Regions from separate parts of the Mus musculus genome. Here all the other regions are linked to region 1. Evidence: chromatin loops called from intact Hi-C (ENCODE). Cell type or tissue: left cerebral cortex. All regions are shown on one strand. Links, peaks and the distances in the headings refer to the core of each region. The heading gives the core; the rest is flanking DNA.

Region 1 (7,958 bases), core at 1,197-6,196:
TATACAAATAAAAAAGTGTGTATTGTTTTACTCCAAGCACTGTGCAGAAAGCATACAATATACATACAATGCATCGCCTTTCTCCCCAAATGAATACCCAGCACAATGCAGCTTTCCTTGTGTATTAGTCTCCAAGCCATGCTGTGCCCAGGGCTGAGTGAGAGTCAGGTGTGTGACTCAAGCAAGCTCGAATGTCTTCCTACCTCACCTCGAGCAGCTAAGGATAAGGCGTGAATGGCAGGTCCAGCAAGATGGAAACCTGAGTCATTGTGGAAATTTGTCATATTGACACTGATGGAAGAAAAAGCCTGACTCTACGCAGATTAGCTCAGAGTGAGACCGAAATTCTTTACTTGATTTGATTGGCATTTATAAAAGTCCACTGGCACTCAGGTCTTAAACTTAGAAATTCCACTCCTGTGCATTTTTAGATGAGTCAGGGAAAGTAAGTTAAGACATATAAATCATCTTTGTAGAGAGAAATTCTCTCTTGTGTAATGGGGCCATCTCCAGGTGCATATATATATATATATATATATATATATATATATATATATATATATATGGTTGTTGTCTCAGCATTGATGGGTATTAGGCATTTCTACATAGCATATGATATGCATTCATTTCTCATTGTTAAAGTATTCCCATGTGTAAATTGCACTTACTCCTTATTTAGTATCATCATCTCAAGTAATATAACCTATATTTATATTAACAAAACTATTACCTAGTTTTCTCATACTTATGACTGTGTCCATACAAAACACAGATATCATTAATACGAAGCAGAAGAAAAGGAAATGCCTCTTGAGAACAGGGGCTGTTATCACAGTCATGAAGTTCAACCTCCCAGAATACCATGGAAGCAGCGAGCTAAAGGTCTCTCCACTGATCACTTTATAACAGAGGAGTTAGACGGAAGAGTAGAGCGTTCATTCTACTCAAAGTCATTGGCGGGCCAATATATTGAAGTGTTCTCATACGTAGGGACGTACATTTTGGGATACAAAGTCTTCCTGCAGTTCTCCACTTGCTTCTCTGCCTTTATCTCATATCAAACTATGGCTTTAGTAGATATATGGGGATGAACTGGTAAATTATCCCCGAATCATCGCAGTTTGTGATTATCCTCACAACATTTTAAAAACTGAGGGTTAAACTAGTAAAAACAAATAAAGTGTAAATGGAATAAAATTCCAAGTCCGTTGTGGCAATTCCAGGAACCTGTTTGGAACCACTTGAATCATGACTTGGTTTTAATAAAACAATAACTCCAAGATATTGAAGTTGGATGTTGGAGGACATATTTCATGTGCGAGCATCAAGAATACAGAGTAATTTAAATCCATTTGTTTCATAACTTGAACAACAACATGAAGTAACCAATACCCCCAGAGCTCGTGTCTCTAGCTGCATATGTAGCAGAAGATGGCCTAGTCGGCCATCACTGGGAAGAGAGGCCCCTTGGTATTGCAAACTTTATATGCCCCAGTACGGGAAAAGCCAGGGCCAAGAAGTGGGAGTGGGTGGGTAGGAGAGCAGGGCAGAGGGAGGGTATAGGGGAATTTTGGGATAAAATTTAAAATGTATATAAAGAAAATGTCTAATAAAAAAATAAATCAATTCTTTGACTCAGTAAAAAAAAAAGAAAGAAAGAAAAGAATACAGAGTAATGAAAGAGTTCTTATGGTATCTCCATTTCAACATTGATGCTTTACTTTTTTCTCTCATTGGTAGAGATAAACTTTTACAAACAATTTCCAACCCATGAGTAAATCCATTCAAAAACAATAAAACTCCTTCGAAAGTATGTCTTGGTATGATGAAGAGAAGCCTATAATTGCCTGAACCTTCCTTCCAGTTCTTACTGCTTGCTATGCAGCACATTAAGCCATTGTAAGGCTACTGAATATTTATGTTTACTGTAGTGGGAGTAAATGAATGAGCAAACTGTGCAGAAGCTTGTGACATTCACTCCACCACCTAGTTCCAGGTCACCACTGGCCTGAAAGAGAAGTACTCAACATCATGTGAATGCCTGCATGAATTGTTTTTCTGGCATTTCACAACTCCCCAAGAGTGTTTCCCACAGATTTTTTGACAGGAAGACTACTTATCAGAAATCTTTACTAGTTTCCCCAGCCCAGGTATCTTACTGTACTCCAATTTTATACACCTCAGGTTTGTCCACTTTGTATTAGCATTTGGTTTTTGTTTGGATTTTACTGTGCACTCCTATTCTTGAACATGCCCAACTTAGCGACTTCACTGGCAACCCTTTGAGGGCAGGGTCTCAAAAGTCTCTAACTTGTCAGAGCATCTTAGGCATTCTTGTGTGTGTTATATCTCTAAGATCAAAGGGTGATGATGTTTGTTGTTTCTTTGTTTTTAATGGCAGAGTGGGAAATTCAGTTGCTACTCCATGGGTAAGCTTCTCAAGGAATTTGTAGGAGGGTAAGTGTGCTCTGACTCAAAGTTAGAGTAACGATAATAAGTAATTCCAGCCTCACTTGTTAACACGTATTTCTGAACCTTTGCGTGTTTCACTTTTCTGGTTTGTTTGTCACGTAAACTCACAGTCATAACTCTCCTGTTAAAACTACCAGGAACATCACATACAACCCTGGATGGAAAGCATCCATATTTATAAGACTATGCACCTTGTGCCAATTTAGTCACCTCATACAATAATTTGCATTCGGACCATAAAAGCAATCTTTTCTCAGAATGTTAAAGCACAGAAAACTAAAGGCAGAGCTGGATGAAACACGGGCAATTTAAAGTACAACAGCAAAACAAGTATATCCTTGTCATTTCCAATTAACTTACAATCAATGTTTGACGGGCTTTCTAAGTTATCTAGGCATAAATAAGGTGAGAAGTCACAAATGTCCAGCCATGTGCAGAGACTGTGCAATGTCATCTTTGCATTTGGAACCCATATGTTAGTTTGCATACAAAACAGAACACATCTCAGAGAACATTACACCATACAAAATGTACATGCATGTATACATTTAGTCCTGGTGTTTTCACAGGTACACAGTGCCCCTTTTGGAGTGCAGCTATGAAAACATTGAGGATTTACAGGTGTGGCTACGTTCACACCTGTACATAGAACTATTTCAATGTTCGATCCATAATAGTGAAACATTCCTTTCTATTGTCTCTTAAAAGTAGTACCTGGACAAAAACTACAGCAAAACAATTTGAGTTTCTTTCTTTTTCTAAAAAGGAAATATTTAGTAAAATATTTTAGCATCATTATTATGTGTAACTTAGGCTATAATTTACGTCTTATTTTCCTCAATAGACACTTTTTTTGTAAAGCTTCCATTGTATCACTCTTTAGAAAAAAAAAAAAAAAAGAAAGAAAGAAAGAAAAGAAAGAAACAATGTGATCCCCGACAAGCTCCCATTATCTTAGTCACAATGAAATGAATATCTACATATAGGCACAATTCAGGACACAGAACAGTTGACACACAAAGGATCATCAGACCAGTTCATACCCAGAAGAGTTCCAGTGAGTAGTTTCTGTTGCACATATCAGCTCCTCTGCCCATGATCAGCGCTGCTTTGAAATACCTCAAAGCAATCTACACTCCGAACGCCGCATGCTTAAGTTCTTTATATTTTCAGAAATGGAAAGGCTTGTACGCTGAGTGATGACTTGCTGCGGTGGTCCGCCACAGACTTCCGAAACCCACCTCTGAGCTGAACCGGCTTAAGCCCAAATGCTCTGAGCTTCATTCTCAGCGGCGGGCAACTGGCCACTCTCTGGGCTGAGAATGCACTCTAGCTCGCCATCTGGAGGCTGCTCCACGAAACTACAGCGAATTTTTAACAGCTATGGGTGGAACAAGAAATGTCAGCAAATTCTTTGTTAAATAGGCAGCATACTGCTTTATTTACACACTTCGCTGATAAGAAACAGAAAAAAAAAGCAGAAAGACATAAAAGGAGGATAAAAGAGATGGAGGGAAGGAGAGAGGAAGAGGCGGAGAGAGGGTGAGAGAGAGGGAGGGAGCAAGGGACTGGGGAAGGAAGAGGGAAAAAGGAAGAGAGAGGGAGCTAGAAAAAGAAAGAAGGGAGGGGGAGAGAGGATGAAAAGGATGAGCGAGAGGATGGAGAGAGAGGAGAGAAAGAGGAGAGAGACAGGAGAGAGAGGAGAGAGAGAGAAGAAGAGATCGTCAGAAACGTTCATAGAGGGTATCATTCAGATCCCTGTGAATTTCTATAAAATTTATTGCTTTCATGTTTTACAATAAAATAAAAATACAATTATTTCATACATGCATAAATTCCACAAGAGTTCAATTTAATTTTCCACTTCTTGGCGATCCATCTCAAAGTAAAATAATCATCACACAGGCTGCTACCAGAAATTTCCACATCTTTGATACTTAACTCAAAGACAGCTTTGCAAAACAGAAATCTGGTGCCTTCACAGAGAACAGAAGCAGGTTAAAATGGGCTGTTACTTTAAAACAGTCACAGACCTTACCAGTAGAAATGTAACATAGTAACCAGATGAGTATGGTAACAAGATAGAAGCGGTTTCCCCTAGTTCCTGTGACCAGGGGTAATAAGATTTCCAAATTCCAACAGTGGTGTCTTCAATTATCTCCAGTGTCCCTTTAAAGGCTCTTCCAGTAAAGAATATCAAGTTTTAAGCACTGTTATGTAAATCAAATATTTAGAAGTTTTTCCACTGTAATGTCTAGTAGAAATCTGATTACTGCATATTTCTCTATTGCCTGCAGAGTGGATCAGTCATTCTTTGAGGATCCTATCAGGTAGATTCCACCATAGATCAAAATTTAGGAGTACTTTTTTTCCTTTACATTTTTGCATTGAAGCTACTTAACAAGAAATTTGTCTATAGAGATAGTGTATTTTTCTTGAAAATTATGAATCATCGTTAACTTCTGTACTCCGCAAGGCTCTTTTGGGAAATAGAAATTCTTAATTACCACAATTTAAGGCAGGAATTAAAAATGTACATCAGAATAAAGGTAGAAATTGCTTAATTGGTCTTTCAACTGAGTTGTTTATTTCATATTATGATTGAATGTTTTTTCCTAACATATTTAATTAAAATACTTTTTAATTTTATATGAGTATGTTTAAAACCATAACTTTTGGTGAGCTTGCGATGGCTTTAGAAAATACTTGTTGTGGTAAGATCTAAACATCTGTTGTCTGCTCTCTATACCCTTCACACATAAACTATTAAGAATGAGAATTTCTTAGCTAATTATATCCTAAATTACATGACTTCTATGCTGTACAGTCTAGTGATGTGTGGAAACTCTTAGACAGCCGAGATAATCAGAGTTTCAGCATAACACTGTAAGCAGAACCTTTTGGAAATTTGTAACTAGCAAAGAAACAGTAGACAAACAAATATATTTAATATTTATCAAAATATCTTATCTAAACATTTAATAGAAGCATGTAGATAAATTTAGAGAAAACATTTTCTTTAATGTTTGATGCTTCTATGGTCAGTGTTTATGCAAACATTTCTGCAAATTTGATGAGTAATTCTGTTAAAATAATAACTTATATATTCTTTGTGTAAAGAGAACCTTAAAAAGATACGTTTACTTCTGAATCACATAGCCAAAGACATTTAGTCTGTCTTTGTCTGCAACAGAACCTGGAAAGACAGAGTGTGAGGTGTTGTTTCTTTCAGAAGAGGTGGCTGTGGGCTAAAAAGAAGTTCTGCTATACAAGCAGCAGGAGGTATGGGTCCCTCCATGCATACTCTTTTGTCGGAGGTTTAGTCCATGGGAGCTGGGGGGGGGGGGGGGCTCTGGTTGGTTGATATTGTTGTTCTTTATGGGGTTGCAAATGCCTTCAGCTCCTTCAGTCTTTCACCTATCTCCTCCTGGACTTGTCAGGCATCAATGGGAGGGGAGGCCCTTGGAGCTGTGAAGGATCATTCCCCAGTATAGGGCAGGTAAGGCTGGAGTGGGTGGGTGGGGAAGCATCCTCATAGAAGCAGGGGGGCAGTAAAGGGTAGGGGACTTGTGAAGGGGAAACTGAAAAAGGGGATAACATTTGAAATGCAAATAAATAAAATAACCAATAAAAATAAAAAGCAAAAGGAGTTCTTATGGATACCTCTGGTCCTTCAAGAAGAGAAGAAAGCTTTTACTATACTCAGATCAGGGAACATAAAGTGAGAAAATATAAATCTCTAAATTGATATTTAGACAAGACAAAGTTATTTCTTTTCTTCTTTTAAAATATTTTGATATTTCGATCAACTCTACTCCCATTCTTTCTCCTTCAATTCTTCTCCTACAATCCCAACTATTTTTCCCTCCCAAACTTATGCCTGCCCTTTCTGAGTTTGGGTAAGTACATGGGTATTCTTTCAAAGACTGAATCCTGGAAAAAAATGCAACAAAGCAGACATTAACTATAAATAGCCCATTATTTAGGGGTGGGACTCCATAATTTACAATGTCAATTTTAAAGAAAGTATAAGGGCCAAAGGGACATATAATGAGGCCAAAAGAACTGATTACTAAATGTCCATCTTTATTAACAAACTAGGATAAGGGTCTGCATTAGATTTATGGTGTCATATAACAAACTACCAAAAGAAAATCTTACTGTGTTAGGCGAAATATATTTATCATATCTCAATTTCCCTATACCAGATAGTGTCCCGATTTACCTCAGATGTTCTCTGTTCTCAGAGTCCTACAAGGTCTAGTCTGGGTGTCAGATATACTGTGCTCTTACCTAGAGGGTTGACTAAGGAATAGTTGATTTGGAGGTTCCAAAAAACTGTCACAAAATTCATTTCCTTGGGGCTTTAGAACTCTTGCTGGCTTGTTTCTTCAAGGCCACCAAGAAAACATATTCCCTTGAGGAAGAAGACAAATACAATCTGCGAATATATGCCCCATTAAACCAGATCTGAAAGGGAAAAAAAAGCAATCCAAAATAAAACTTTCAGGGTCTTTAATTATATGTACAAAAACCTTTCACACTGGTTATATTTTATTGAGTAGAAAAGGGTAGATTCTGCAGAAAAGATGAAGATAATCCTGTGAGGAGTCAGTCAAGAATGTGTTAAAAACAGTATCTACACAAAGACTCACATGGTTCCTTGCTATTATTTAAGAGCTAAGTAGAACAGTCTGGGGAAAGTTGGAGTGTAGTCTTAACTACATGCTACACGTTAATAATATTTTCTTTCCGTAAGACTATTTAAAATACTTGTTAAATTGTTGTCTTTTTAACAGCTCTGCATAAGTATTGGTTCACAACACTTTGTCTGTGTTTTAGTAAAATAGCCAAAAGTTACTAGAATTAACATTTCATTAAATATGTAATAGAAAATGCTTACACAAGGGAAGTTCATTTCAACCTATTATATTGCTGAACATTGGATTAAAGATGGGGATGTATCTATTAAAGGGATATTATAGATGCATACTATATCAGTGAGGAAACTGAGTGTAACAAGAGCCCAGAGAAGTTATTTGGTCAGAAAAGGGAAAAGATGCAGAAGGTACAGGCATTAAATTGAAACTGTGCAGAACACTGGTACAGAGATAGCCCAAATGATGGTATACACTAGATGCATTCATGTCTCTGCACAAATCCTCTCATGGCTAATGTAATGTGCTCTCAGGTGGCTCTGCTTAATTCAACCAGGAATATACACCTGGCCACAAACGTTATACTCCCCCTCGCTGGCCAGGAATCTATGATGTGCTTGACCTTAATGAAAAAAAAAATGTCCAATTAGAGTTTTATGTGGAAGAAAAGTCAGATGGTTTCCAGTTTTGTAGCTAAAAGGTCATGCAGTAACTCTGAACTCTGTGCTTGCCCATGCAAAGGAAATTGATTTGAGGGAAGAAAATAATGCAAACTCAGAATGCCATTAAGGACAGCACTCCTGCCTTTGGTCCTTCAGTACATTCTCA
Region 2 (7,958 bases), core at 1,203-6,202, 1.9 Mb before region 1:
ACCCACCCACTCCCCCTTTTTAGCCCTGGCGTTCCCCTGTACTGGGGTATAAAGTTTGCAAGTCCAATGGGCCTCTCTTTGCAGTGATGGCCGACTAGGCCATCTTTTGATACATATGCAGCTAGAGACAAGAGCTCCGGGGTACTGGGTAGTTCATATTGTTGTTCCACCTATAGGGTTGCAGTTCCCTTTAGCTCCTTGGGTACTTTCTCTAGCTCCTCCATTGGGGGCCGTGTGACCCATCCAATAGCTGACTGTGATCATCCACTTCTGTGTTTGCTAGGCCCCAGCATAGTCTCACAAGAGAGAGCTATATCTGGGTACTTTCAGCAAAATCTTGCTAGTGTATGCAATGGTGTCAGCATTTGGAAGCTGATTATGGGATGGATCCCTGCATATGGCAATCACTAGATGGTCCATCCTTTCATCACAGCTCCAAATTTTGTCTCTGTAACTCCTTCCATGGGTGTTTTGTTCCCATTTCTAAGAAAGGTAAAGTGTCCACACTGTGGTCTTCGTTCTTCTTGAATTTCATGCGTTTGGCAAGTTGTATCTTATATCTTGGCTATCCTAAGTTATATGTACTAATGTGTTAATGCTAATATCCACTTATCAGTGATTACATATTGTGCGAGTTCCTTTGTGATTGGGTTACCTCACTCAGGATGATGCCCTCCAGGTCCATCCATTTGCCTAGGAATTTCATAAATTCATTCTTTTTAAATAGCTGAGTAGTATTCCATTTTGTAAATGTACCACATTTTCTGTATCCGTTCCTCTGTTGAGGGGCATCTGGGTTCTTTCCAGCTTCTGGCTATTATAAACAAGGCTGCTATGAACATAGTGGAGTATGTGTCCTTCTTACCGGTTGTGACATTTTCTGGATATATGCCCAGGAGAGGTATTGCGGGATTCTCTGGTAGTACTATGTCCAATTTTCTGAGGAACTGCCAGACTGATTTCCAGAGCGGTTGTACAAGCTTGCAATCCCACCAACAATGGAGGAGTGTTCCCCTTTCTCCACATCCTCGTCAGCATCTGCTGTCACCTGAGTTTTTGATCTTAGCCATTCTAACTGGAGTGAAGTGGAATCTCAGGGTTGTTTTGATTTGCATTTCCCTGATGATTAGGGATGTTGAACATTTTTTCAGGTGTTTCTCTGCCTTTCGGTATTCCTCAGGTGAGAATTATTTGTTCAGCTCTGAGCCCCATTTTTTAATGGGGTTATTTAATTTTCTGGAATCCAACTTCTTGAGTTTTTATATATATTGGATATTAGTCCCCTATCCGATTTGGGATAGGTAAAGATTCTTTCCCAATCTGTTGGTGGCCTTTTTGTCTTATTGACGGTGTCTTTTGCTTTGCAGAAGCTTTGCAATTTTATGAGGTCCCATTTATTGATTCTTGATCTTACAGCACAAGCCATTGCTGTTCTATTCAGGAATTTTTCCCCTGTACCCATATCTTCAAGGTTTTCCCCCACTTTCTCCTCTATAAGTTTCAGTGTCTCTGGTTTTATGTGGAGTTCTTTGATCCACTTAGATTTGACCTTAGTCCAAGGAGATAGGAATGGAACAATTCGCATTCTTCTACATTATAACCACCAGTTGTGCCAGCACCATTTGTTGAAAATGCTGTCTTTTTTCCACTGGATGGTTTTAGCTCCCTTGTCAAAGATCAAGTGACCATAGGTGTGTGGATTCATCTCTGGGTCTTCAATTCTGTTCCATTGGTCTACTTGTCTGTCACTATACCAGTACCATGCAGTTTTTATCACAATTGCTCTGTAGTACAGTTTTAGGTCCGGCATGGTGATTCCACCAGAGGTTCTTTTATCCTTGAGAAGTGTTTTTGCTATCCTCGGTTTTTTGTTATTCCAGATGAATCTGCCGATTGCCCTTTCTAATTCGTTGCAGAATTGAGTTGGAATTTTGATGGGGATTGCATTGAATCTGTAGATTGCTTTTGGCAAGATAGCCATTTTTACAATGTTGATCCTGCCAATCCATGAGCATGGCAGATCTTTCCATCTTCTGAGATCTTCTTTAATTTCTTTCTTTAGAGACTTGAAGTTCTTATCATACAGATCTTTCACTTCCTTAGTTAGAGTCACGCCAAGATATTTTATATTATTTGTGACTATTGAGAATGGTGTTGTTTCCCTAATTTCATTCTCAGCCTGTTTATCCTTTGTGTACAGAAAGGCCATTGACTTGTTTGAGTTAATTTTATATCCAGCTACTTCACTGAAGCTGTTTATCAGGCTTAGGATTTTTTCTAATAAGAGAGGGGAAAATGTATGATAGATGAGAGGCCACATATTTGATGTTCAGACTCCAACTAGAGAATCTGACCTAAGTTTGAACTCAGGTAAACTAGCATGCCATTACCTAGCATTAGTTTATAAGTTACCAGCCAACAAAATCCAAACCTAACTTCAGTCTCTAGGCTTATTGCCAATAAGACCTGAATCTCCAGGTTATTCCCACAACAAACCTACACCCTCAGGTTACAAGCCTGCCCCCCTGCCTAAAGACCACCAATGCAGAGAGAAGCAGAAATTAAGTTTATGATATGACTCCAAGCACCAGCCAATTATGTTAAAGGCCATAATAACTTCCTAATTAGATGCTCGCACACTCACCCCACCCCCACTTACTATCCTCACTATACTTACCATACTGCTTACTATAAAGTCTTGCTTTTATAGATAATGAGGACTCCCTACCACCAAAACCATCCTGCATGACAACAGTACTCTCGGGGGCCAAACTAGCTTGAATAAAAGTGCTGTAGTGTGATTGCATCAGATATGCCTCTGTCTGTTTTGGGGGATTCAAACCTTCCCTGGCACTACACTACAACATCAGACAAAGATCTCTTTTCTTTCTTGTCTACATTTGTAGTCAGAGAGTTGATTGACATTTGTTCAAATTAAAATGAACTGGTTCATTTATAGTTTACTAAATAGAAAGTTCACAAAATCTAGAGTTAGAAACCTGAGTTGGCTATTTTTCTTTCAATAGCAAAGATAAAGTACAAAAGAATATATTTAAAAATAGACAGTCATTTGTAAGGATAAAAGGCAAAGTGCATACTGGAACATTTCCTTTCAAATGGAGGCTATGAAAACAAATGGTTGCTTATAATCGACTGTTCCTGACCCTTTACTAGTGCAAATCATTGTTAGGAAAGTTACTCTTTTTTTTGGAATTATGACTAACTATGCTTGAAAAATTACACTTGAGTTATATTTTTCATGAAGCAATTTATAGGTGTACTATAGTAGGCTCTCTGAGACTTTTAGGGTACATATAAAAGATTCTGTGGTGTAAAAATATTTCCAACACATTTTTAAAGCTAGGTTTTTGAGTATATAAACATATTTTTACCAAATAAAGGAAGAAAGTTTTTTTTCCCATTCAATTTTTCTTCATTCTATTCTGTAGATGTCACTGTAGCATAAGGAAAAGAAAAGAAATTTTCTGTCATGTGGGAAATATATGACTTCTACATGCAAATGAAAGAAAGTGGTGATTGCATTTATATGCCAGCGTTGTCATATCAACAATACGGTTTCCAGGCAACCAGCAGAATAAATTATATTATAGATTTATTTGCTTAGACTCACAAAATGGACCAAATGGAAGATACTTTTTTTCTCCCTATGATTATGTGGTAATTAAAAAAAGTCATTATACAGAAATTATGCATTAAATTCACATTACTAAGAAGAGTTCGAAATGAATCATGTGAATATAATCAATGCCAAAGACTTAATGAAGATTTGCTACTTACAAGAAAGCATTGTTGTTTTATGTTTATATATTTGCAATAATTGGTTTCCAGGGTCTATACAGATGATTTGCATTGAGTTGTTCTAATTTTACTCTTCACAGAAGCTAACATATGCAGCTCTCACTGCTGTGCCCTTTAAACACTCTTCAGAATGACCTCTTGGCAGAACTGTGGCACTCATTCTATTATACATAGTGGTGAGAATCTGCTACTTATGCAAATGACTTGTGCCTGTTCTTAAAACGACTTCCCCAAAGTTACTAAACATATTAGAAAATGAAGCATTGATTTTTTTTTTCATGCATTTGCCCTCGGGATGTATGAAACTTGTTAGACATTCACAGTCCATATTCCCCAAACACCCTGTGTAGCTTAAACATTTTCATTGCTATTTTTGAAGTGCTGCTTCTATCTCTCCTTGGGAAAAAGGCTGACCCGAATGCAGCAGGGACTGTAGTCCCCACCCCTTTCTGTTTGTTAGAGCCTTCTCTATAGTTTTGATTTCCACAGATTTCTGGTAATATATGATATGTCAAACTTTTCAATTTTGGCCAAAGAAGCAAAACTGCTAGAAGTCCCGGGGAATGATATTTTGTATCCATCTACTACAGTTGCATCTGCCAGTGAAGAAAATTATCACTGCTCACACAAAGCACCTATTTTCTCCTACTTTGAAAAGCATGCCCTTTCTTCTCATGTGCTGCATTTCTTCTGAAATTACTTCTTTGTGAAATTTATAGTTTGCACATAGACAAAGAATAAGGAAAGTGTACTTACTTTAAGTAATTACTATATAAATATAGCATTTAACCGCATTTTCCTATTTGAGATATTTCATAAGATATGGCTCTGATTTTCAGATCTATCCTGATAAGTCATTTTCTATTACCAAGATGAACATACCTCCTCCGTTATTCTCAGCATCTGGTATGCCTCCATAGGCTATTCAAAGTCATCAATGAAAAGGAAAATTATTATTTATCAAGTGATGCTGTGTAGATCTATTATTTCTTTGAAATAAAAATAAAAGTACAGCAACTAAAACCTCTAGGACACACTAAAAGCAGTCTCAAATGAGAAAATTATAGCTGTAAATGTCTACACACAACTAAAATGTTTGTAAAAACAACCGCAATCCAGACTAAAATCCACTAGATGGGAAGAAATTATCCTAATTGGAGCAGAAATTAGTAAAAATGGAAGCAAAGAAAATTTCACAAAAGAAAAATTATCAGTGAAACTAGTAGCTGGTTATTTGAGAGCAAGATTGAGATGGACTTAGTTCAGTTAACCAAAACAAAAAGAGAAAACCTAAGTAAACACAATCAGATATAGATGGATACACAGTATAATAGACATCAAAAATATTCATAACATTACAATTGAATACTTTAAAATCTATGATCCAGTAATTTAATAAATCTCAAAGTAAAAAGAGTCACTTTAATTTAAGTCAAGTAGAGATTTAAAAATTATACAGACACATAGGAAACAGGGAGATTAAAATAATGGCACAAATGCTTTACAAGAAAAGTACCCCTTTAGGAGTGGATTTAAGTCTCATTCTGTGAGAAGGAACCCATAAGTCACATTTCTAAGTTGACCAAGCATCTTAGACTAGAAAGGTCATGGGGGATGATGGAAAATGCACTACTGCACTTCTGTTATTCTGCTGAAAAACATAGCAAAATATATATCTTTTAATGGCATTTCACTCAATCAGTAGATTGTGCAGCCTTCATCAAAGATCCTTCTTGAAGTAGATTGGAATTAACACAAAAACCCACATGTGGACAATATATGGACAGTTTGGTATACTCATCTCCATATGGAATGCTTACATCACACAGCTCACCTCATGCTCAAGGATTTATGTGGAAGAGGAGGAAGAAAAACAAAATACAAAAAAGGTAAAACCCAAATGAAGTGGATGCCTCCAAGTAAATAGCATTTTACAAAGACAACAGTGCTAATGGACATATTTACTTACTAAGACTGACAGACTGCACAGGACTGGTAATAATTCTAACCAGACAAAGTAGCAGCACTGAAAAGTAAAAGTCTATACAAAATCTCATCTCATACTCAAAGCTTCTTGTAATTGATAGCCACTTGTAAAGAAAAAAACCAGCATTTTCTAGAAAAGTGATACTGGATAGCAACCACATTCCAGGCCATATCCAGTGCCTTGGTGTAGTCAACCAACAACAAAAACAAAATATGATTCTATCTTCAATGACATTTCGTTTTGTTTTGCCATGTTTTGGTATTATTTGCCTTATTGGCTTTTTTGTTTTGTTTTAATATTTTGCGAGTTTTTGAGAGAACTAGCACAATAAGTACATGGTGGAAAGAATCATACACAAATTATTGGAGGTGTAGTTACGATAAAAATATATTGCAGAAAAATTTTCTCCTAGAGAAAAGCCTAAGTAACATAAAAATTCAACACTAGGCACTAGAAGCCCTCTTTTGAATTGGTGGTCAGAGCTGTAAAGAGTGAGAGAATTAGTTGTCTCCAGGGAAAAACACACCCATTATTTGTCCCGTACCAAATGGTCAGCCATTAAAACATACAACCAAGTAAAATTTTACAAAGTGAGAATGTTATATTTTGAAATATACATATGTAACAACAATTATTGAAAGAGGGAGGTCATGAATTTGTAAAAGAACAAAAGGGTATGTAGGAAAGTTTGGAAGGAAGAAAAGAAAAAATGGAATAATAATATTATATTCTCAAGTCAAATAAAATAATTTAACGAGAAGCAAAACATGAAACAAAAGTCACACTTCCAACATTTTTAAATGCAGAAACAACTTAAGAAATGCCATTAAAATTAGTAATAAGATAGGGTTGGTCTCTGTCTCTACTCCTTTTTGATATAGTAGTTTAAGCACTAGCTAGAGCAAAATAAGAAAACTAAATTAGCAATATTAGAAAACTAAATTTAAGTAAGAAACATCAGAGTGTTCCTATCTGCAGATCATGTTTCAGTGAACACAAACATTCGACCATGAAACTTCTAGAAATTATCAATACTTTCAGAAAAGTTTTATTACACAAAATCAATTGACAAAGATCAGTGGCTTTTCTCAATCCCAATAACAAGCATGCTGAAAAAGAGATCAGGGAAATACTTTCATTCACAATATCTCCCTCTAAAGAAAATGTAAGACTAAACATAAATACAAAAGACTTCTACAGTGAAAATGTTAGGTCTGTGAAGAGTTTCATGAAGGAAGTAGCAAATGGAATGGCTTACTATACTCACAGATTATATGATTAATATTGTAAAAATGATCATCCTACCATAAGTAATTAACAAATTCAATGCAATTTTAAATAAAATATTCATAATACGTACAGAAAAATAAACCATTCTAAAATTCATATTTTAGATGTATTGCAGAGTTATAGCAATATATAATTACATTGGTACCAAATAGAAACAAAAGGCAATAGAACAAATAGAATTCCCAAGCATGAGTGCACAAAACTAGAGCAATCTCATATTTGACAAAAATTTCAAAATAAAAAAAAAACACATTGGAGGAAGAACACCATCTTCAATAAGCTTGGGTAACTGCATGTACACATGTAGAAAAATGAAATTAGACACATATATATCACTGCATGCAAATCAATTTCTGATCGATCAGTGAAACTCAATAGAAGGATGAAACTATGAAATGTCTAGATGAAAATATAGCCTGTACTTTCCAAAGTATAGATTTAGTAAAAAATTTTCTGAATACTTTATTTGCTCACAAGTAAATGCCAACATTAACAGATGACAACCACATAAATCTGAATATTTTCTGTACAGCATTAGCAACAATCAGTGGAGTCAAGAGATAACTCAGAGTTGGAAAGAATCTTTGCCAGATATGTCTGTGGTGGTCTGAATGACAATAGTCATCATAGGCTAATAGGCAGTAGCACTACTGGAAGGTGTGGCCTTGTTGGAGGAAGTGTGTCACACGGTGTGGGTTTTGAGTTTTTGGATGTTTAGCCAGGCCCAGTGTCACTCTTTTACCCCTGCTGCCTGAAGATCCAGAGGAAGAACTCTCAACTACCTCCCCAGCATCATGCTTGCTTGCAACTCACCATACTCCCCAACATGATGATAATCGAATAAAACGTCTGAACTTTAAGT
Region 3 (7,958 bases), core at 1,203-6,202, 340 kb before region 1:
ACACACTTAAAGACACTTGATCTTTGACCAGGAAACCAAACAAATACAATGGAAAAAAAAAAAAAAAACTTCAACAAATGGTGCTGGTGCTGGTCTAAGTGGTTGTTGATATGTAGAAAGATGAAAATAGACACATATTTGTCACCTTACAGAAAGCTTAAGTCCATGTAGGGCAAGGACCTTAACATAAAACCAGACACACTGAATCTAATAGAAGAGAAAGTGGGAATGAGCCTTGAACTTATTGTCACATGGGGAAATTTTCTAGACAGAACTCCAGTGGTAAACACTCTAAGATCAAAACTTGAAAAATGGGACCTCATGAAACTGGAAAGCTTCTGTAAGGCAAAAGACATAGCCAATAAGACAAATATGCAACCTACAGATTGGGAAAAATTCTTCACTAATTCCACATCCTATAAAGGGCCAATATCCAAATTTTGTAAAGAACTCAAGACGCTAACCACCAAGAAACCAAACAACCCAAACAAAAATTGGGGTATAGAACTAAATCGAGAATTCATAACAGAGGAATCTCAAATGGCTGAGAAGCACCTAAAAGACAGCATTTTCAACAAATGGTGCTGGCACAACTGGTGGTTATCATGGGATTTGATCCATTCCTATCTCCTTTTCTAAGGTCAAATCTAATTGGATTTAGGAACTCCACATAAAACCAGAGACACTGAAACTTATAGAGGAGAAAGTAGGGAAAAGCCTCGAAGATGGGTACAGGGAAAAAATTCCTGAATAGAACAGCAATGGCTTGTGCTGTAAGATCGAGAATCAATAAATGGGACCTCATAAAATTGCAAAGCTTCTGCAAAGCAAAAGACACCGTCAATAAGACAAAAAGGCCACCAACAGATTGGGAAAGGATCTTTACCTATCCCAAATCAGATAGGGGACTAATATCCAATATACATAAAGAATTCAAGAAGGTGGACTCCAGAAAATCAAATAACCCCATTAAAAAATGGGGCTCAGAGGTGAACAAAGAATTCTCACCTGAGGAATACCGAATGACTGAGAAGCACCTGAAAAAATGTTCAACATCTTTAATCATCAGGGAAATGCAAATCAAAACAAACCTGAGATTCCACTTCACACCAGTCAGAATGGCTAAGATCGAAAATTCAGGTGACAGCAGATGCTGGCGAGGATGTGGAGAAAGAGGAACACTCCTCCATTGTTGGTGGGATTGCAAGCTTGTACAACCACTCTGGAAATCAGTCTGGCGGTTCCTCAGAAAATTGGACATAGTACTACTGGAGGATCCGGCAATACCTCTCCTCGGCATATATCCAGAAGATATTCCAACTGGTAATAAGGACACACGCTCCACTATGTTCATAGCAGCCTTATTTATAATAGCCAGAAGCTGGAAAGAACCCAGATGTCCCTCAACAGAGGAATGGATACAGAAAATGTGGTACATTTACATAATGGAATACTACTCAGCTATTAAAAAATGATTTTATGAAATTCCTAGGCAAATGGATGGACCTGGAGGGCATCATCCTGAGTGAGGTAACCCAATCAAAAAGGAACTCACACAATATGTACTCACAGATAAGTGGATATTAGCCCAGAAACTTAGGATACCCAAGATAAAAGATACAATTTGCTAAAGGCATGAAATTCAAGAAGAATGAAGACCAAAGTGTGGACACTTTGCCCCTTCTTAGAAATGGGAACAAAACACCCATGGAAGGAGTTACAGAGACAAAATTTGGAGCTGTGAGGAAAGGATGGACCATCTAGTGCTTGCCATATGCAGGGATCCATCCCATAATCAGCTTCCAAATGCTTACACCATTGCATACACTAGCAATATTTTGCTGAAAGGACCCAGATATAGCTGTCTCTTGTGAGACTATGCCGTGGTCTAGCAAACACAGAAGTGGATGATCACAGTCAGCTATTGGATGGGTCACACGGCCCCCAATGGAGGAGCTAGAGAAATTACCCAAGGAGCTAAAGGGAACTGCTCCTTATAGGTGGAACAACAATATGAACTAACCAGTACCCAGGAGCTCTTGTCTCTAGCTGCATATGTATCAAAAGATGGCCTAGTAGGCCATCACTGCAAAGAGAGACCCATTGGACTTGCAAACTTTATATGCCCTAGTACAGGGGAACGCCAGGGCCAAAAAGGGGGAGTGGGTGGGTAGGGGATTGGGGGTGGGGTGGGTATGGGGGACTTTTGGGATAGCATTGAAAATGTAAAGGAGGAAAATACCTAATTAAAAAAAAAGATATGAAAAAAATAAAATAAATTAAAAAGAAAAAAAAGAAAAAAAAAGAATGAGGATATCCTAAGTTTTGCAGGCAAATGGATGTAACTAGAAAATATCATCCTATGTGAGGAACTCAGAACCAAAAAGACATGCATGTTATGTACTTACTAGTTAGTGGACATGACAACACCCCACCTTACCCCCGCAAAAAAGGGAAAAAAAAGTACAGAATACTCAAGATACAGTCCACAGAATTCATAAAGATTAACAAGCTGAAGGACCCAAGTGAGGATACCTCAATCCCACTTGGGAGCGAGAAGAAAGCAATCACAAGTGCAGATGGAGGGAGGGACCTGGGAGGGAAAGGGGATGGGGATGGTAGTGGGGAAGAGAGGAACATGATCTGCTACTGAGTGGAAAAAAAAATGACTGAAGCCCTGAGGGCCAGCAGAATGAATGGAAACAGTCAACCTCAGGAGGTAGGAGATTGGGATGAACCTCTAGAATGTACCAGAAACCTGGGAGATGGGAGATTCCCAAGACTTTAAGTATCTTATATTTATGTGTTTCGAACATATATGTATTCCCTTAATAGTAGCCTAATGTTGTCATGGGAGTTCTGTATTCATTTTTATTCCTTCCTCATAACCATACTAGTAGTTAATCTTCAAGCTTACAGATCTTTCCCACAGCTCATCTTTTCTGTCAGCGACGACCTCTGTCACACTTTTTTTTAAATTTGGCTTAATTTAATTTTCATTTTGCATTCATTTGACTTTTAAAATTACTTTATTTTTTTGATAAAGTGCTGAATTGTTTAATCTGTATTTTCTAATAGATTATTGGGTTTGCTTAAATAAATATTTTACATTCTTTTCTTAAAACAATACCTGTAAACTTTATAGTTCCATGCTTATTTTGTCCATGGTCATTAGTTATTGAAATTTCTTGATGCTTGCTATAAATCTTTAGTTACTTTTGGGTAACTGTACCAAAATGCCTTCAAAAAAGCAACTTAAAAGGAATAAGTCTCTTGATTTGTTTAGATTCAGGAGGATCAGTCCATTGTCTCTTGACACATGGTCTTGGTAGTAAGAGCATGAAACAAAGGACAGTTAGCCACTCAATGGCAGCTTATAATCAGAGAGTAATAGTTTATATGAGGCCAGTCAGGAAGCAAAGAGAAAGAAATACAGGGAGGAGCTGCAGCAAGATACAGTGTCCAGTAACACATACACACCAGTGACCTACATCCTCCTATCAGTCCTTATTCCTTCTTCTAGTTTGCTATCTATTTCCATGATAAACACCATGACCAAAAGCAACTTAAGGGAGAAGAGTCCTTATCTCTGCTCATACTTTCTGGTTAAAATCTGTCTTTCAGGGAAGTCATGATAGGAATTCAAGCAAAAAATGAAATATGAAGAATTATGCTTACTGGCTCAATTGCTCTCTGGCTAATACTCAGTGAACTTCGTTATCCAGTCATTGCTTAATATTAGAGATCTCAGAGAGGAATACATCAATTTTGTTAGATCTGTCAATATTCCTCAATTCTTAAGCGTTTTAGATGGAAGCTATACATAATGTCACAAACGTTTCATGTTATAGCCATCAAAGCATGTGAATGTGATGGTGTCTCTGTGTAAAGGTTTTGTTAGTGATTCAGAACTTTCAAATATCACTTTCTGTCCTTTCTTTCAGAAATTCTAACAAAGCTTCTTGTTCCTAGCCTTGTGACCACGGCTGGAGTTTTAGTGTGAGATGACTTTCATGGAGATTTCTCAGAAGCCTTGGCTTAATGTGTTGTCACTGTTTCATCAACAGAGGGTGCCCCAAGTCCAGGTTTATTCCAGATCTGTTAGTATGTTATTCAGGATGGGCAAGGGTAGCTTCAAAGGGGTAGAGCCTGCCTCCCACAGACCTTTGCCTTCGGTCAGAGCAAGCATCTCCACGGTCACGAGCAGTGAGCAGATGCTGAGTGCCTGTTCAACACTTGGAAAGATTAGCCCTGGGCTCTCCTGTAATGAATTTTGTCTATTTCCTTCTCCAAAGAAAACTATGAGTGATTTAATCTATGATGTTAGTAAAGTATGAGCAAGTGATAGCATTGGCATTCCGATAGCTACCAGAGCCAAAGTGCCAAATCACACCAGGCTCACCACCCAGTGGGAGCAATATATCCCAGGAATGGGATCAACGGGACAATCCTGTTCTGTGAGACAACTGCTGCCAATCTAACATAAAAGAAAAACAGAATCTCACTCCATCCAGTCACTGATTCTGGTTGCTAGGTCTATAGGCACCATTCTTTGGTATTGCCCCGGGAAAGTGACTTTTAGTGTTCGTTGGGTTTTATAATATATTAACCTATCACTGATGTACAGGTTACAGTCCTATTACTAAATCTGTTATAGTCCACCCCCAGAGGATACAATCATTCTCAACACTGCTGCTTGTTCTAGAGTGGTGAGGGTTGTAGCCCCTTAGTTTCAACTCTATTGTAAGTATAGATCATGGGTTCTGCCAGGTTTTGGTATCTGTAATGAATATACTTAAAGAAAGACTTGTCAGAGGAGAAAAATTCTTCTGGACTGTGCAAGGTTAAGGGGTTTGCTTTTCATTGCTAGGGCTACTTGAAGACATTGCTTTATAAGGGAAATTAATAAATAAGAGGTCAATTTTGATTAAAGAGCTGTAGTAGATGATTTAGTCTTATCTTCCAAAAAATAAATACCTCCTAGAGCAAGCAATTTTTTTTTTAACTTTGCTGGTTCAGTACTTTTTACCAGAGGGATAAGAAAATATGGCTAATCTGTTTTACAAGGTGATCAGAAATAACTTTCATTTTAAGGCTCAAATTTATGTCTTTTTATAAGATTCATGAGATGAAGTACAAACATATCAGACTTAAAAGTATATTAAGTATTGAAAATTTCTCCAAAGTGTTTTGATACCAATAATGGATGATGAAATTTAATTCTTAATAATTTACAATGGATATTTCTAATACAAGGATGCATTATTTTTTTCAGACTAATTAGGCAAATGTCAGTTTTATCTTATAGTCATGTTACATGTAAGAGTTTTGCCTGTATGTTTTTATTTTTAAATGTGCTGCAATAAATATATTAAGAATATCTTTGAAAAACATATATTCCAATTTAATATATTTTCTGCAATTTAATATAATAAAATAATTACATTTTAACATAATTTAATATAATTCTACTTTATATAACTATATATAAATTATATATATATATATATATATATATATATATATATAACTATATATATATTCTATTTAATACAAATGGTTTAACATTGATTTTGGAAATTCCTCTAATTTTTATAGATGTATTAAGTTTTAATTTAGCCTGAAAATAATGGGTTTCAATATAGGCATTTCTACAAATGCTTATTCATTATTATTACAAATCCCCTTATGTGTCTCACTCTTTCATTACAGTCCTTCATCCCTTCATCCTTTTTGGGTCCTAACTCTACCTTTATGTCTGTCTTTTTATTTCTGCCTCCTCTTCTTGTATTAAGAGCTCAAAATTTGTCATGGTTATTTTTTGTTTGTTTGTTTGTTTGTGTCAAGAAATACTCTCCTTAGTTACATAAATATACACACATACACACATACACATACACACATAAATTGGAGCACATGTGAAGTATATGCTTCACATGTGCTCCAATACTCAAGCATATGGGGGAGGAAAGAGAATACAGCAGGAAAGATTTAAGGCTAAGAGCTAAGTAAAAAACAAAATATTCAAGCTTTGCCTTTCTGAGTCTGGGTCATTTCACTTAACATAATGATTCTCACATTCTTAAATTTTCTTCTGCAAATCTCATGATTTCATTTTCCCTTACTACTTAATAAAATTCCATTGTGTACATGTAACACAGTTTTTAAAAGTCTAGTATTCAGTTCACAGTACTGAAACTCATTCTAATCTTTTGCTATTGTAAATAGAGCAACCTTAAATATGGGTATGCAAGTGTCTGTACAGTAAAGCTTTGTGTACTTTCTCAGGAGTGATAGAGTGGGTCAACTAGTAGATTTATTTTTAGCTTTAAGAGAAAATTCCACACAGGATTTAATGGTTTCACTAGTTTATATTTCCACCAGCAACTAAAATCCTGTTCAGTTCTTTCTTAACAACACTTGTTTTTTATCCTTTCTTGGTGTTTATCATTTCCCCCAGGGGGAGATGCCATCAGAAATTAGCCTTAATTTGAAATTTCCTGCCTAATAATGATAGGTTGAATAAGTTTTCAAATATTTTTTAACTACTTGTGTTTCATCAAGAACTATTTTAAATAAATAAATAAATAATAGATAAATAGATACATAAATAGATACATAGATAAAATAGACTTAAAATAGATAAATAGATAATAGATAAATAGATAATGGATAAATAGATAAATGGATAAATAAATTGAAATAATGAGTCACTTATTGCGTGACTTATTTGTTTTGATGTTAAGGTTTTGTAGTTCTTTATATAGTCAGATGTTATTCTCCAGACTGTTATATAGTTGTTAAAGATTTTTTTTCATGAGGCAGGAGAGATGGCTCAGTAGTTAAGAGCATCCACTGTTCTTTCAGAGGTCTTGAGTTCAATTCCCAGCAACTGAATTGTGGCTAACAATTATCTGTAATAGGATCTCATGCTCTCTACTGGTGTATCTAAAAACAGCTACAGTGTATTCAAGCTCCATGGAGCAGACCGATTGGGGCACCAGCCCAAGTACAAAACTTTTGACCCAAAATTGGTCCACAGCAACTGTTATAAAGGAAAACATTTACATGGGGGCAGGTTTATAGATTCAGAAGTTTATTCCACTATCAGCATGGTGGAGAGCATGGTGTCACATGGACAGACATGGTGCTAGAGTTGCTTAGAAATCTACATTTTGGGGCTGGTGAGATGGCTCAGTGGGTAAGAGCACCCGACTGCTCTTCCAAAGGTCCGGAGTTCAAATCCCAGCAACCACATGGTGGCTCACAACCATCCGTAACGAGATCTGACGCCCTCTTCTGGTGTGTCTGAAGACAGCTACAGTGTACTTATATATAATAAATAAATAAATCTTTAAAAAAAAAAAAAAGAAATCTACATTTTGAACCAACAGGCAGTAGGAAGTAAAAAAAAAACATTGGGCCAGGTTTGAGTATTTGGAACCCTAAATGCTAACCTCAGTGAAAAAATTTCAAAAAAGCCACACCACCTAATTCTCATCAAGTAGTGCCAGTCCCTAATGAGCAAGCATTTAAATATATGGAGGCTATTCCTACTCAAACCATCAGAGTGAGAGATAAGAATTTATTTTAATCCAGTTTTTACAGTATTATTTGTTCAAACAGCTGTATGTTAAGACATTCTATTCTATCTCCTGGATATGCACACTTGTTTTATTGCACTGTCTTTGTCACTATGGCTCTGAAGATTAATGATTGTAGTATTATTGTCTCCAAAATTCCACTTTCTCTTTAAGATTTTTGTTTATTTCTTCATTTTGGTGAAGAAGAGTCTTAATGATTCCATAGTAATTCTAGGATTACTGTAGACTATATTGGGTAGTATAATAATTCCATAGTATCAATTATGCCTCCTCCGTGAACATGGAAGAACTGAGTTGTAGTGAGATCTTATTTTTAAATAGAAAAGATATTGGGTTTTTTGTTTGTTGGTTGAC

What was found. Hi-C counts contacts between places; a loop is a spot of excess contacts. Peaks named below come from ENCODE experiments on the same cell type or tissue, not always from the same donor. Only the 100,000 strongest peaks of a DNase experiment are listed, where the experiment ranks them.
Region 2: it touches region 1 in a loop (4-fold over the local background); 4 of 42 quality-filtered maps call a loop at or near these places.
Region 3: it touches region 1 in a loop (10-fold over the local background); 11 of 42 quality-filtered maps call a loop at or near these places.

What each region holds. Positions count from the first base shown.
Region 1 is chr3:73,062,140-73,070,097 of GRCm38, reverse strand. It overlaps Gm20754 (predicted gene, 20754), which reads right to left and starts at 3,747. Exons shown (of 5, transcript NR_040557.1): 1 at 3,516-3,747. In left cerebral cortex, for the core only: a CTCF peak has its summit at 3,823 (motif pointing left); a DNase peak (open chromatin) is centred at 3,784; H3K4me3 peaks cover 1,708 bases; H3K27ac peaks cover 864 bases.
Region 2 is chr3:74,916,949-74,924,906 of GRCm38, reverse strand. No RefSeq gene overlaps it. Among named protein-coding and RNA genes, the nearest start is that of Zbbx, 220 kb to the left of the region's middle. In left cerebral cortex, for the core only: a CTCF peak has its summit at 3,436; DNase peaks (open chromatin) are centred at 3,558 and 4,292.
Region 3 is chr3:73,397,706-73,405,663 of GRCm38, reverse strand. All of the region lies in intron 2 of Gm20754 (predicted gene, 20754), which reads right to left. The region is part of intron 2 of 4930509J09Rik (RIKEN cDNA 4930509J09 gene); the gene reads left to right. Among named protein-coding and RNA genes, the nearest start is that of 4930509J09Rik, 80 kb to the left of the region's middle. In left cerebral cortex, for the core only: a CTCF peak has its summit at 4,059; a DNase peak (open chromatin) is centred at 4,074.